2 separate regions of the Homo sapiens genome follow, and region 1 is linked to region 2. A link is a contact called in ENCODE Hi-C or POLR2A ChIA-PET data. All regions are on one chromosome and are shown on one strand. Each heading gives the region's core, a stretch centred on a gene start or an enhancer-like site at or near the end of the contact. The rest is flanking DNA. Distances are from core to core; before and after follow the strand shown.

Region 1 (5,398 bases), core at 1,796-4,295, 220 kb before region 2:
GCTGGGCATGGTAGCACATGTCTACAGCCCTAGCTACTTGCGAGGCTGAGGTGGGAGGACCACTTGAGCCCAGGAGTTTGAGGTTACAATGAGCTACAATCGTGCCACTGCACTCTAACCCGGGCAACACAGAGAGATCCTGTATCTAAAAAGTAATTTTTTTAAATTATATGTACATATACATACACATGACCTGAGCATATAGCAAAGGGTAGATGTTAAGAAAGCCTCAATCTGTATGTTGACAAGTAAAATCTAAGAAAATGAAAAAATAAATTTCAGTCTGAAAAATATTTAAATAGGGGAGATGACCCGTGCTCTTACTTGTAATTTAATATGTAAGAACAAGTCCTAGACTTAATTATTTTACACTCATGTTTGAAAAAAAATCTGATGTAGTTTTTTTTTTTTTTTTTTAATTTTTATTTGCTATCGTTTGATGATCCAGAACACTTTGTGGTTCACAGGCTTTACAATCATGAGTTGGGACCAAAATAAATGTATGTAAATAGAATAATATAAAACCATATTTTACCAAGTAGTTTTACTTGGTAATATTTAATTACAAGGATCATCTTTTTGGTCAAAGCGTTTTAAAAGCAGTAATTACTGATTTAAAATCAAGTCTATAAAAATATCTAATTAGGTCTTAATCGTATTTTCTTGATCTAAAACCAAACTGATTATATAATCTTCTATCAGAAAAATGTTTAAAAGAAAACATTGCAAATGTTGCACTTGCCCTCCTTTCTAAGGGACAAATGAAATTATTTTCTAATAATGTACATTATTACAGGGACAAATGAAATTATTTTCTAATCCTAAAACAGAGATCCTTAAATCAGTAAAGACATGATAATCTATATGAAAGCTTCTGTGAAAAAAAAAATACCATGACACACAAATATCCATAACCATACTTACAGAAATTAGCACTGCTTTTCCTGTCTTCTTGTGTTTTAATACCCCATTCTCCTGGTTTTTCCGATGACCTTCTGATGTTCACTTTGTGTTAGTCTTTTTGGGGGACTTGGCGTAATTTGATCCTTGTTTACCTGGCCCTTCCCACATTTCCATCGTAGCCTACATTTCCAGGCATAAAATTTAGCATCTATTAAAAACATGTGCTTTACAAAGTCAGGCACTGAGCCAGTTTTTATTTACCATTGTGTGTGTGTCCCTTCCCTACAAGTCCCAAGCATACTGTCAGTGAACATAAGACAAATGGCTAAGTTTGGAGATAATTTTAAGGGCTAATTTTTAAAAAGATTTATTTTCTTTTGAAATAAGGAAAGTGATTTTTTTCCATGGTCCCTTCTGTCAGTAAGCTCATTTTCCAAACTTGTAATATGACACATATGCCAAATATAGAAGCATAAAGGGTAACTTCAAAATCTGCCCTCAATGTTTGAGTACAGAGACTTGCCCCACCCCTGCTCATCAGAGACTCCATGGGAGTCAGTATCTTTATCTCTTGCCAGAATAACAGAGATCCAGTCATGGCATACAAATTTGGAAATGAAACTGTAAGTATTAATTGTAAGTGGACCTTTGAGCAATACAGGGATTATGGGCACCTGCCCTCCACATAGTCAAAAATCCACATGTAACTTCAGACTCCCCAAAAACTCAGCTACTAAGAGCCTACTGCTGACCAGAGCCTTACCAATAACATAAAAGCAATTAACATATATTTTGTATATGTACTATATACAATATTCTTACAATAAAGCTAGAGAAAATAAAATCTTATTAAGAAAATCAAAAGAAGAGAACATATATTTACTATTCATTAACTGGAAGTGGATCATCAAAAATGTCATCATCCTTGTTGTCTTTACATTGAGTCAGTTGAGAAAGTGGAGGAAGAGGATAGGTTGGCCTTGCTGTCTCAGGGGTGACAGATATAGAAGAAAAGCCACATAAAGTGAACCCATCTGGTTCAAACCTATTGTTCAAGGATCAACTGTACAATCATACTAGTAAGTCCACAGAAAACTGTTGGCATAATAAAATTAACGCCTTCTCATGGCCTTAGAAATCCTGTCATGATCAAATTTCTTCAAAATTCTTAGATTCCATAAAAATATATATTAAATAAAAGTTACAGCTTATACATTTAGAAAAACAAAATTTGACAAATACTTTGACAATTATCTAATAATGTTCTTATTACCATTCCTAGAGATTAACCTAATATGAAGCATCAGCCCCTTTGAAGTAGTCCCCTCAGTCATGCCAGTTTCTGTAAGAAACTAGAAACTTATTGCTCAATAAATTACTATGTGTAGGGAAAAAGGTCAGTGTTATTTTATAATTCTTTCTGTGCTTTGGAGTCATAATATAATAAACCAAATTGAGTATATGGCCCTAAAATAAATAATGAACTAGAGCACCTAATTTCTTCTTCCTCAGAGGAAAGGCTTTGTTGTCACAAAGTTAATTGAATTCTTATCTTTGAGTCTATTTTTTCTCTATGTTCTTTATTAACTGACCTCTTTTCTCCTTCTTTTCTTCCTCTGCCTTGCCCTCGTTTTCTTATCCCTAACTGCTTTTATTATTAGAAACTAAAAGTCTGTCAGTCTCTTAAATTAAATACATTAACTACTTACATGCCAAATGTTTACACCAGTTTTATCATAAGAAATTCAAGAGTGTCTCATTTATTAATCACGACTAATGTTTGATTTCTCTGCTGTAGCAGTAAATTATTTATTATCTATATTTGTGCCAACTATGTATCTTAGTATCTGACAAAAGTAAACACTTGAAGTGAGATTAAGACTATTAATTCAACAAAAGTCTACAGTATCAATGGATTATATAGGATGCTATAAGCTCTGTACTGTTCCTGCAACCACCTTTTAAAAAAATGAATAGAGAATTTTTTTTTAAATCTTTGAGAGAATAATCCTGAATTCTGTTATTTCATATTGTCTACAGAAATTTAATTACTGCCACAAAATGTTTTCTTCCTTTTGCAAACCAGCTCATAGTTCATATAATGACTCTCCTGGATGAGTCATCTGCAGGAAGTACAAGGTTTTTTTTTTGAATCTGCTAAGGTAAAGACTTTGAAGTATAAAGTTAAAAGCTGCACAGCTGGAAGCATTCTGGGAAAGAACTTTAAAAGTGACTGAAACCACTGGTATTCACTTATATTTTAACCCAGCTACACATTAGAATCATGTGGGGAGCTTTTAAAAAATATAAATGTGAGAGCCCCAGTTCAAATCAACTGAATGACAATCTCTGGGTTTAGACCTAGGCACAGGAATTATTTCAGAGCCCCCCAGGTAAACAACATATGCAGCTAGGATTCAAAACCACTGGCCAAGTCTTTATCATTATTAAGATAGATTAAAACAATAAGGCATCATTTAGCACTACTAACGCTTTATTCTTAAAGAAATGCCATTTAACTACATGCAAACCTTAAATTATCTACTATTCCAATGTTTAAGTCCAATACTCAACAAAGAGTAGATGCTCCACAATCAGTGACTGGTGATACTGATATATTAACAACCAATTTACAATCATTACCTTACTTTAGAAGGACAATCAAACTATTCTGGTGCAGAACATATTATTTTGACATTTTTCAATAGTTCCAGCTTCACATCTTCTGAAACAACTGATGATCCAGTCAAATACCTAACAGCTTGCAGATTACAAGGTGATGAGACACATGGCCTTGAGATGAACGATTGGTGCATTTCAGACAGAAGAACAAATTGATCAAGGTCATGGTATACAGACAGTAGAAACGCAGAATCCTATAGAATAGAATTCTATAGAACATCAAATGGTGTAACAGAGACACACAGGAGTAGTTGGAAGAGGAGAGAAAAGCTAAGATTCTTCACAGATTAAGAAGCTCTCTGAATAACAGACGAAGAAACTTAGATGATGATCTACAGGCAACAGAGAGTCACTGGAGGTTTTCTAAAAGGAGTGACTTGGTGTTCTACTTCCTGGAAGATGGAGTAGATACAATTTTTCCTATTCCTCTCACTAAGTACAAATAAAAGTGCTACACATTACATATAAAACAAGCCTAAGAAGTCTGTGAACGGTAGAGAAAGGAACACAGACTGACTAGGGGCCTCAGGACCTAAGATTAAGTTTCCCTTGAGTTTTCTTTTTGCCTAATTACATCTCAGACTTGCAGCTGTAAAACCGGCAACCTGGAAATAACAATAGGAGAAGACAAAAATAAAGCCCCAACAAAAGCCGCCAGTCAAAAGACCAGGAAGGAGCAGTCCAGCAAGAAAAAAAACTTTAGACAAAAAAAGTGCTACTCTAGCCCAAAATACACAAAACACTGGCCTCACCCTCACCCATGCCAGAAGGTCAAGTGGAGGGCCTAGACTTTCATTCTTGAAAGTCTGTAAGGAGGCATATAACACCCCTCAGGAGTGTGAAGTGAGAGAAAGCCAAGTAGGGATCCAACACATTCATCTAGTAATGATCTCCCACCTCCAACATCCCCCATCCCTGTTGTGTGAGTGGAGCCCAGTGGAGCCCACAAGGGGCGCTGTTAGAATGATCTGACAATGATTTTAAAGCAGCCATGATGAAAATGCTTCCACAAGGAATTATGAACATGTTTAAAACAAAAAAAAAGAAACCCTCACTAAGAAAACAGACAATCTTGGCAAACAAACAGAAAATATAAGTGAACCAAATGGAAACTTTAGAACCAAAAAATACAATAATTAAATAAAAGTGCAGTAAATGGGATAAAAAGCAGAATGAGGGCACAAACAAAGGAAATCAATAAAATAGAATATAGTAGAAGTTGCATGATAATATCAAGAACACAGGTGGAAGAACAAATGAACAGATCCTCAAGGACCAGTGAGACTATATGAAAGATCAAACATTTGTTTCACTGGAGTCCCAGAAGCAGAGGAGAAAGGGAGGGGAGGACTGAAAAAGTACTTGAAGAAATTAAGGGCTAAAAACTTCCCCAATTTGGCAAAGAACCCAAACATAAAGAAGGTGAATGAAGCGGAAAGAGGAGGGACACACACAAAAAAAATCTGTGCCAAGTTACACCCTAATTAAACTTTTGAAAACTAAGGACAAAGAAAGCATTCAGAAAATAAATGGAATCTTATCTACAAGAGAAAACAAAAATAATTCAAATGAAAGCAGATTGCTCATCAAAAGCCACCAAATGAAGTGGCTCATGATGGGGGCTCAAGCAGGAAGATTGCTCGGGCCAGTTCAACACCAGTCTTGGCAATATAGCAAGACTCTCATCTTTAAAAAAAAAATTTAGGGCCGGGCACAGTGGCTCACGCATGTAATCCCAGCACTTTGGGAGGCCAAGGCAGGCAGATCACGAGGTCAGGAGATCGAGACCATCCTGGCTAACACGGTGAAACCC
Region 2 (5,059 bases), core at 2,235-4,734:
TATGTCTGTAAGATTCATCTGTATTATTATAGACAGAAGGATATTTTTTCACTGCTGGGTAGTACCCCATTGTATGAGTATGCCACTATTTATTTATTTATTTTGCTACCGATGAAAATTTAAAATGTTTTCAGTTTTTGGCCATTTTGAATAATTCTACTATGTACATTCTTTTAAGTGTTTTTTGGTAGACATAAATACTCATTTTTGTTATGTATATATACATAGTAGAATTATTGGGCCACAAGATATTCATATCTAGCTTTAGTAGATTCTGAAAACAGTCTTCCAAACTGATTGTACCAATATATATTTCTATCAGCAATGTATGAAAATTTCAATTGTTTCACATCTTGTCTAATCCATGGTATCAGTATTGTCAGTCCTTTTGATTTTAGCCATTCTAGTGGAGGTGTGGTGGTATCTTCTTGTGGTTTTAATTTGTATTTCCCCAATAGCTAGTGATAATGAGCTCCTTTTCTTTTTTTTATTGGCCAATTGTATATTTTGTGAGCGTTTGTTCATATCTTTAGCCCATTTTTAAAACTGGGTTGTCAGCTTTTTCATTATTGATTTATAGGAAGTCTTTAAATATAGCCTGAACAGGAGTCCTTTGTCAGATATACACATCACAAGTCATCTTCCAGGTTGTGGCATGCTTTTCACTCTCTAAATGTTGTCTTATGATAACCCCAATTGTTTAAAAAGACAAAGCCCCAAGGCTTAAATAGAGTAAGCAACTTGCCTGTAGTCATTCAATAAATGATAGAGCATGGATTCAAACAAAGGCTTCCCGAACCCTGAGCCAGTGCTCTTATTGCTCTTCTGTTTTAAGGAATATTAGACTAAGAATGCTTAGTTTTAGAAATACCTTCTTGAATGTTTGTCATGTTGACTAAAGGTGAATGGATGGTAATATCTTCGTATATCTAAGTTACATGATGCCATAGAAAGCATACCATATGATATGGTTTGGCTGTGTCGCCACCCAATCTCATCTTGAATTCCCATGTGTTGTGGGAGGGACCTAGTGGGAGGTAATTGAATCACGTGGGCAGGTCTTTCTCATGCTGTTCTCGTGATAGTGAATAAGTCTCACGAGATCTGATGGTTATATAAGGGAGAGTTTCCCTGCACAAGCTCTCTCTTTACCTGCTGACATCCATGTAAGACATGACTTGCTCCTCCTTGCCTTCTGCCATGATTGTGAGTCCTCTCCAGCCATGTGGAACTGTAAATCCATTAAATGTCTTTCATTTATAAATTGCCTTTATCAGCAGCATGAAAATGGACTAATACAGAATATTACAGGCACGTCTTGTAGAGAACCAGATAAATAAGTCTGCTTTGATGTGATTCTTTAATGGTTGTGTAGCAGGCCTAGAGTATGTCATCCTTGTAGCAGCTACAGAAGCTCTGAAACCAGAGTAGAGGTCACTCTTTTGTAAGAGAAGTATATATCTATTAAAAAAACCTCTTATCTGTTGGGGTGTCTCCCTCACTCTACCAAGAAAAGAAGGAATGACTCTAGCCTCCAGACACTCTTAGTAAATGGAGAAGGCACTGATTTAAATCCACTTAACAAACCTTACCCTTGTTTACTGTGTTTTTCCTAGTTACTTCCTCATTACTGGCCTCCCTACACCCTTCTTTGTTATAGCTTAAGATTGTATTTAAGCCTGAATTCAAAGTCACCTCTTGGAGATTTACTCATTTCTCTGGGTACCTCCCATCAATACATGAGGTATACATGTTAATAAACTTCTTTGTTTTCATGTTAATCTGTCTTTTGTTACAGGGATCGGTCCCAACCAAGAACTCAGAAGGAGAGAAAATTATTTTTTCCTCCCCTATAGTTGCAAGTTTGCATGTACCTAAGAAAGTAAATGACAATAGTCTTCAAAAGCTTCTTTTAAGAAAAATTTTGCATAGGTGTTTTCTCTGAATTTTCAGGTCTTCTCTGATTCCCAGAAGAATTAATGGACACTCAAAAGGAGGTCTCTGATTCCCTATATTAGATAAAAATTTCTTTGCATTTTTGTTTTTGATAATGTATGTCTTGGTTTATTAAGTTGGTTTAATTAAGGCCACTAAGAAGTATCATTTTCTGCCTCTGAGAGATGGCAAAGATTTAGAAATTACAATAAGTGGGGCAGATACAATATAGGCATCTGGGCTTGGTGGAGTGGAAAAGTAGTATAACTGTTGTTAAACAATATATGAAATTAATATCATTTCACCAAGAAAGTCTCCCTCTAGAAATCTGTCCTAAGGAAATAAACATCCATCCATTCAACAACTACTGATTGAGCACCTATTATGTGCTATATACTATATCAGGCATGGAAGTTAGCAGTAAAAATACCAAGTCTCTGACTCAGTGGAATTAATCATCTAGTGGGGGAGAGAGAAAATAAGTGTGTGTGTGTGTGTGTGTGTGTGTGTATGTGTGTGTGGATTTATATATACAAATGTATTTTAATTAATTTAAATGTAAATCTTAATTTATAAGTCTATTTATTAAATAAAAAATGTGCATTATAATAATAAATGCATAAACTTTTATTATATGTAATAAATATCAAAGCACATATATTCAAAACATATATAAAACTATATATAAATTATATATGTAAAAAATATATATAGCGGCCAGGCGTGGTGGCTCACGCCTGTAATCCCAGCACTTTGGGAAGCTGAGGCGGGTGGATCACCTGAGGTCAGGAGTTCAAGACCAGCCTGGCTAACATGGTGAAACCCCGTCTCTACTAAAAATACAAAAATTAGCTGAGCATGGTGGCACGTGCCTGTAATCCCAGCTACTAGGGGGGCTGAGGCAAGAGGATTGCTTGAACCTGGGAGGCAGAGGTTGCGGTGAGCCGAGATCTTGCCACTGCACTCCAGCCTGGGCAACAGAGTAAGACTCTGTCTCAAAAAGAAAAGAAAAGAAAAGAAAAAAAAATATATAATGTCTCATAGTAGTAAGTGCACTAAGAAGAAAAATAAAGCTGGTCATGGTAAAGAGTCAGCTCAGGCCTATCTGAAGAGGTGATATTGAAACCTCCTTTGCAAAGATTGAGACAGAGATATCTAACATGGCTGACTCCATCTTGCTTCTATTCTCACAGGCTGGCTGTCCTCACTCAGTCCTGGGTGTAGGCCAAGCTAACCATGGCAGGAATTTAGTTTACAGTTTAACTTTGAAGCAAGGATGATAATAGTTCCTCCCTAAAATTGACCCTCCCTGCCTTGTTTTGTAAGTCTACTGAAAGGTGATAAGATTAAGAGTATTAAAGGGGCCTGAATTCTGCTAAGATATAGGTGTAGTTAAACGATAACCAGCCATTGTTTCTTAGCTTGCTTTTCTACAATCCCTTACTGCTCAGAAGTCCTGTGGCCAGAAGTTACAAGATTTGTGACTTTCCCAATCTTTCTTATAGACAACATCACTGTTGTAGAACCTAAGATGGGTTTTTTGAGATGTTTTTCAGACTTTTCAACTGACTGACTCCACTCAGACCCATGACTCATGACTCAACCAGTCCTGTGGTCCTGACTCAGAGGCTGACTCAGCCACGAGGACAGTTTTCCATACCTCTACGATTTCATTGCCAAACAATCAGCATTTCCCATTCCCTAGCCCCCTGCCCATGAAACTATCCTTGAAAAACTCTAACCTCCAAGCTTTCAGGGCAGCTGATTCGAGTAATTACTCCCATCCTCTCACTTGGCTAGCCTTGCAACTATTAAACTTTTCCTACCACAGTACTGCTCTCAGTGGATTGGTTTTATCTGTGCAGCAAGCAAGATGAACCTGTTAGGCAATTACAATATTTAACAGATATGTGAATGAAATAATAGGAGTTCTGGGAGAAAGAGTGTTCCAGGAAGAAAGCATAGTAAGTCTAAAAACCTTGAAGCGGGAACAAACAAGGACAAGAAAGTCAGTGAGACTGGGGTCTGATTGCAGGATGTGAGGTGGAGGAGTTGGAGGCACCAGATCACATACAGCCTGGTAGAGCATGAGAGAAATTTGGATGTAACATAAGTATGTTTGCTGAGTAGGGGAGAGAGATGATCTGATTCCTGTCTTCATAAGACCATTTTGCCTCTTGCGTGGAGAATAGACTGTGAAAGGATAAACATGAGGAGATCAGTCAAGAAACGACTGCAGTTGCCCATGAGAGAGCTAATGGTTGCTTAGACAAAGGTGGTAGTGGTAGAGAATTGAGCAGTGGTTTCAGAATATATTTGTATGTAGAACCAACTAGACTTATTCATTAGGTGTGGGACATTAAAGAAAGAGAGGAATCAAGTCTCATTACCATGGTTTTAGCATGAGCACTTGAAAAATAGTGGGTGATGTCATTTACTAAGATTTGAGATAACAGTATTTAGGATGCTAATAAAACTTCCTGGCCTTTTAGCCAGAAAAACCTGGCTATTTCTAATTCCATTTTTGACTGATTGAGTCATCTTAAGCAAGTGATTTATGTGATTGGGACCTTAATGCTTACATGTGCAAAATACTACCCTTTTCTTATTGACTTTAAGAACCAAGAACACTGTAAAAGTGAAGTGAGGGCTTCAGGTGGAAAATGCAATGGAAAGGTAATAGTTGTAAGAAGTAAGCTCAGATAATGAGGCCAGGGTCATGAATTCTATTCCACACTCCCCAGGACCTGTGAATTTCTAAATCCATGCCATTTATCAGGGAGGACTCATTAGGCTCACTGATACCTGTTGACATCTTCTGAAATAAGCCTTCCAGAATAGCAAAGAAGCCCCAAAACTTGAAAAAAGTTCTCAGGTCACCAAGGCCACAATTTCAATAGAATTGCACTTTGTGCTTTCTGAGGTCTCTGAAGAATAATGCTTGTCAACTAATACAATGAATTTTTCCTTTTTATACTTAATATTGCACTAAACAGAGGCATGCAGTGAAAGGACTGATGGTCACATTCTTTCCTGTATTCACAAGCACCTTGTACAACATCTCATTATTATTCCAAAAAACAAAGCAATGCCCATATTACTGTTTAACACTCATTAAACCAAG

The links. Hi-C counts contacts between places; a loop is a spot of excess contacts on that map. ChIA-PET counts read pairs that join two places held with the same protein, here RNA polymerase II (POLR2A).
Region 1: a map of endothelial cell of umbilical vein shows a loop between it and region 2 (1.8-fold over the local background). The contact joins two enhancer-like sites. A Hi-C loop is called at or near these places in 1 of 168 maps with a recorded cell type or tissue (endothelial cell of umbilical vein). POLR2A ChIA-PET finds 5 or more read pairs at or near these places in 2 of 52 experiments (activated CD4-positive, alpha-beta T cell and naive thymus-derived CD4-positive, alpha-beta T cell).

Annotation. Positions count from the first base shown.
Region 1 is chr2:179,236,351-179,241,748 of GRCh38, forward strand. All of the region lies in intron 1 of SESTD1 (SEC14 and spectrin domain containing 1), which reads right to left. Among named protein-coding and RNA genes, the nearest start is that of SESTD1, 26 kb to the right of the region's middle. Within about 2 kb of position 3,046, at least 2 of the 41 ENCODE cell types and tissues checked have a DNase peak (open chromatin) inside an H3K27ac peak, as active enhancers do.
Region 2 is chr2:179,457,172-179,462,230 of GRCh38, forward strand. The region is part of intron 6 of ZNF385B (zinc finger protein 385B); the gene reads right to left. Among named protein-coding and RNA genes, the nearest start is that of SESTD1, 190 kb to the left of the region's middle. RefSeq lists an enhancer at 2,765-3,964. Within about 2 kb of position 3,485, at least 6 of the 41 ENCODE cell types and tissues checked have a DNase peak (open chromatin) inside an H3K27ac peak, as active enhancers do.